2 separate regions of the Homo sapiens genome follow, and region 1 is linked to region 2. The links are chromatin loops, found by intact Hi-C in ENCODE. Cell type or tissue: heart left ventricle. All regions are shown on one strand. Region 1 has its middle 6.4 kb from the start of SFMBT2. Region 2 overlaps SFMBT2 (Scm like with four mbt domains 2).

The links. Peaks named below come from ENCODE experiments on the same cell type or tissue, not always from the same donor. Only the 100,000 strongest peaks of a DNase experiment are listed, where the experiment ranks them.
Region 1: it touches region 2 in a loop (3-fold over the local background); 11 of 110 quality-filtered maps call a loop at or near these places.

Annotation. Positions count from the first base shown.
Region 1 is chr10:7,416,134-7,418,633 of GRCh38, reverse strand. No RefSeq gene overlaps it. Among named protein-coding and RNA genes, the nearest start is that of SFMBT2, 6.4 kb to the right of the region's middle. In heart left ventricle, a CTCF peak has its summit at 1,363 (motif pointing right); no DNase peak of the experiment used is centred here.
Region 2 is chr10:7,203,864-7,206,363 of GRCh38, reverse strand. It overlaps SFMBT2 (Scm like with four mbt domains 2), which reads left to right. Exons shown (of 21, transcript NM_001387889.1): 12 at 436-549. Among named protein-coding and RNA genes, the nearest start is that of SNORD129, 18 kb to the right of the region's middle. In heart left ventricle, no CTCF peak of the experiment used is centred here; no DNase peak of the experiment used is centred here; H3K27ac peaks cover 1,109 bases.

The DNA of each region.
Region 1 (2,500 bases), 210 kb before region 2:
GCTTCACACACACACACATGCTCTCTCTTTCTCTTTCGCTCTGTCTCTATTGCCACCATATAAGACATGCCTCTTCCCCTTCGGCTGTGATTGTAAGTTTCCTGAGGCCTCCCCAGCCCTGCGGAACTGTGAGTCAATTAAGCCTCTTTCCTTTATAAATCAATTACCCAGTCTCGGGTATGTCTTTATAACAGTGTGAAAACAGACTAATATAGATAATGTAGAGGGGAGTTGGGCATGAGAGAGATGGCAGACCAGGTGACCTTTGTGGCTCATTCAACCTAAGAATCTAATTAAATTCAGGGAAACTGGGTTTGATCCCTTGGAGAACGCTTGGATTTGCTGTATGTGTTTGAACTGACCACTCTGTGTTTTCTCCCATCTGGGAATACTGGCACTTCTTGCTTAAGTTAGAAGTTACAAGTTAATAGCTTATGCCTGTGGTGTTAAATATCATCAAACTTTTGTATAATTTATTCTTTCTTTCCAATGGAGCCAAGACAATATCAAGATCTTTGTACTTACTTTTCCTGCTGTCTGGAGCTCTCTGTTCAAATGCCACTTCCCTGACCCACTTTCATAAAAAACGTCATCCTCCCCCAACACCATACTTGTCATTGTCACTTCCTGTACCTCCCCCTGCTTTTACTCTTTTCCATGGCACTGACATCCACATGACATATTAGATATTCATTTCTTTGGTGTTGATCTGTCCTTGATGAACTATAAGTGTCATGGAACAGGGCTTCATCTGTCTTGTTCACTGTATTTCAGATCCTACAACAGTGCCTGGCACACATCTGGTCCTCAGTAAATATTTGTTGAATGAGAAAAATGTAAGCAGAGATTGGTTTTTATTTTTCATTAATCTTCCTCTATATCTAATTTATGTAAGTTTCTCTTCAAAAAATTGATTGAAAAATCTTTTGAGTTTCCCCCATCCCCAAGGTATGAAATTAAAATGAAAATCTTCAAGAATTCAGCAACGATATCCATTTCAGAGGCACTTACAAGGGTTAAAAAAAATCAATCTTTAAAGGGATAAGAAAAAAACCATAGTGCTATATTAAAAACTGGTTTAAGTGACTCATTTTAAGAAAAGGAAGCAATGTTACTTTTCAAAGAAACATGTAAGTACTCTTTATGTCTAACATTCAAAGGATGAATGATTTGATAAGAATACAATTCAGCTTATTTGTAGCTAGGGCTTCTAAGCCATCATCTATAATCAAATATAGTAAGAACCAAATTCTTCCCTTACTACTGATATCTGTATTCTTCAACGTTCTTTATTTAAAAAAATAAAATAAACAACAACAAAAAACTATCTAAAAAATCTAAAAGCAAGTCAATGTCTGTTTCCAGTAGATGGCACTGCAAATCAAGTCTTTGTAGATCTACTAACTATCACTTCTTTGATCATGATAATAATGATTTATTCTGTACTAAGATCATCTAAAGCAGCTTACACAGTGAAAACAAATAGGATGGCGATGCTGAAGCTACATGAAAGCTGAGATAGTCCAGCTCCCTAATACTGGTATCTCTCCTCTTGTATACCATAGCCGGGCACTTATTAAGGTAGTGGGTGAATGTAACAAATTGTCCACTGTGCTTATTCATGGAAGTGCTTTTTCATGTGGGATTTTTGGTCGCTTGTTTTAGTTTGTTTAGTCTATTTTGCAGTATAAATTCAATGGGACTCTTGATGCTTTTACATGGTGTCAAATTCAACCTCATTCAGGCCAGTTATCATTCACAGAGGAAATACTGCTCTAGGGTCACAGACCCACATCTCTGACCTGCACTGTGTTTATGGTTGTTTGTTGAGGCATGATCTTGCTCTGTCACCCAGGCTGGAGTGCAGTGGCATGATCATAGTTCACTGCAGTCTCTACTGCCTGGGCTCAGGCAATCCTCTTGCCTCAGCCTCCCGAAGAGTTGGGGCTACAGGTGCATGCCACCATGCCCAGCTAATTTTTATTTTTTGTAGAGACAGGGTCTGGATATGTTGTTCAGGCTGGTCTCCACCTCCTGGGCTCAAGTGATCCTCCTGCCTCAATCTCCCAAAGGGCTGGGATTACAGGTGTGAGCTACTGCACCCAGTTGGGGTGTGTGTGTTTTTGCCAATAGATACCCTCAGTCATAAAGGGGTAAAATTAGAAAGTGTAAATGGTTCCAGACAACTCAAGTTCCACAAGAAAAAACCGAGATGCAACCTGTGTTTCAATGACAGTGACAGTGGATGAGGACTCAGCTTTATGTGTAAAGAAATATACATTTAAAACATATTTTCAAACCATTTAAAAGGGATATTACACATAATACAGACTAGGAGTTATGAAATGTTATCATATATGTAAAAAATACCTGGAATAGTGTCTGGAGCAAAGTAGATACTAAATAAATCCTCTGTCTCATTTTTGCTGTCTTTAAAAGGGCCTGAGAGCCAGTCCCTGCTCGGTAACTCTGTCCTTTAAAAGGCCTCTGTCATTTAATC
Region 2 (2,500 bases):
ATCATGAAGGCTTAGATGTGGGCCCTGAGGTCCCACCCCAAGCTCCGATACATTCCCTTAACCCCAGAGCTGTTCTTAGGAAAGGGGGATGCTTGTTCTCTCTTTCAGCCAATCCTGCTCCGATGCCAATCTTTTCCTACGGTCCTTCTTCCTCTTTTACTTTTAGGGCAGAGTATCTCTCTTTTTCCAAACCTTCGTTTTCTCTGAACCCCTTTTATTCCTGCCTTTTTATATTTCAAGGAGTTTTGTCTCTGATAAGATTAAAGACTCCTCTAAAGTCATCTCTTCCATATGGCTATTTTGTTTTTGTTTTTGTTTTTTAATGTATAAAGGAATGTTTTTCCCCATGTTAGGGATGCTCTATTATTGTTGTCCTTCTATTTCTTTGTTGGTAAGATCTGTTTGTACCTCTTGTTTCAACTTCTTCCCATGCAGGGCTGCAGACTCCTGTTCCAGAGGTCATTGTTGATGTGGAATCCATGGACATCTTCCCAGTGGGCTGGTGTGAAGCCAATTCTTATCCTTTGACTGCACCACACAAAACAGTCTGTAAGTGGTTCCCAGTTGAGGGGGGGTGGATGACACCAGTGATCTTTGTGAATAAATTGGCAGCTTCATAAAGAAATTATAACCAAGTTCTAAAGAACAAATAAGATTTTTGATTTTCCACCAAGAACCCATGTTTTCATGATCTCGCTTAATCTTTAAGTGTTTGCATGAGATGATGTCACAGGTTGACAAACTTTAACAGTGAGGGACAGTTGAAAGTCACAGAGAGGCAGAGGAAAAATATCTGAAATCATCACTCTCAGTTTTTTATACAATTCATTGTTTTGATGTGAAAAAATATGTTAGATACTATATTATTGTGTTACCATTTCTTTAAAAGAACTGATTTTTCTCATGTAGCTTCTCCTAACAGAATCTTAATTGGTTCCAATAATATACTGACATTCTTATAAACACTTAACCAGGCTAGGCACAGTGCCTCATTCCTATAATCTCAGTACTTTGGGAGGCCAAGGCAGGAGAATGCTTGAGCCCAGGATTTTGAGACCAGCCTGGGCAACATAGTGAGATACTGTATATACGTAAAAAAAGAAGTACATATATAAGTAAATTAGTCAAGCAGAGTGACACGTGTCTCCAGCTACTCTGGAGGCTGAGGTGGGAGGATTGCCTGAGCCCGGGAGGTCAACGCTGCAATGAGCCAAGATGGCAACCAAGCACCAGTAGACTCCAGCGTGGGTGACAGGGTGAGACTCTGTCTCAAAAAATAAATAAAATAAACAGCCTACTCTTAGCACTAACTAATCACTGATATTTCAACTGTACTTTATAAAGTATATTACCACACGTCCCTTTGGTTACAGAAATACCAAATAACCAATATTAACAGTTAACCCAGCAGTAAACGCCCATTCATACATGTGTGCACACACGCACATGCACATTTAAATACATGCAAAAAAAAAATTTTTTTTTTTTTAAAGATGGAGTTTCGCTCTTGTTGCCCAGGCTGGAGTGCAATGGCGCTATCTCGGCTCTCTGCAACCTCCACCTCCCGGGTTCAAGAGATTCTCCTGCCTCAGCCTCCTGAGTAGCTGAGATAACAGGCGTGCGCCACCATGCCCAGCTAATTTTATATTTTTGGTAGAGATGGGGTTTCACCATGTTGGTCAGGCTTGTCTCGAACTTCTGACCTCAAGTGATCCGCCTGCCTTGGCCTCCCAAAGTGCTGGAATTACACTTTGGCCACGCCTGGCTAATAGTGTGTTTTAACATATTTTTGTAGGTTATTGTCACAAAATGGTACCATTTAAAAATCTTCTAACCTAATAAATCATTGCGTTTATTATTCTACCCTAATGCATATCAGAAGTGTTATTTAAAATGATGAGTCCTTAGAGATAACAGGTTTTAACTGTTAAAGAGATTCCGTCTCTGACATTTTCTTGATGGAATTTAGGCACCAACTTTACTTCTTCCTAACAGCCTGTTCTGTGGCCACTTCTGTAGACTCTCACAACGTTGCTGGAAACACAGTTCCATTGCATAGCTGACTTCACATTCCCTGATGGCGACAGAGTTTCAGGGCTCCTCTAGTTAGCATTATTAAGAGCACCAGAGGACATTATGTGTGTGAAACAAGCAGGTAGTTCAGATTAGAGACAGCTGGATTCTATGGGATTCTCCTTTTCCTAAACCATCCTGCCCAATGGATCTGATTCAGTTGGAGTAATCGTTTCCCCTTACTTAAAAATATTTCTAAAACATTGAGTGTACAATAATTATTTTAATCCCAGGGACATTCTTTTCCCCTGTCTCTTAAAATGATGCAGATTCTGGCCAGGCGTGGTGGCTCACGTCTATAATCTCAGCACTTTGGGAGGCCGAGGCGGGTGGATCACCTGAGGTCATGAGCTCGAGACCAGCCCGGCCAGCATGGCACAACCCCATCTCTACTAAAAATACAAAAAATTAACCAGGCATGGTGGTG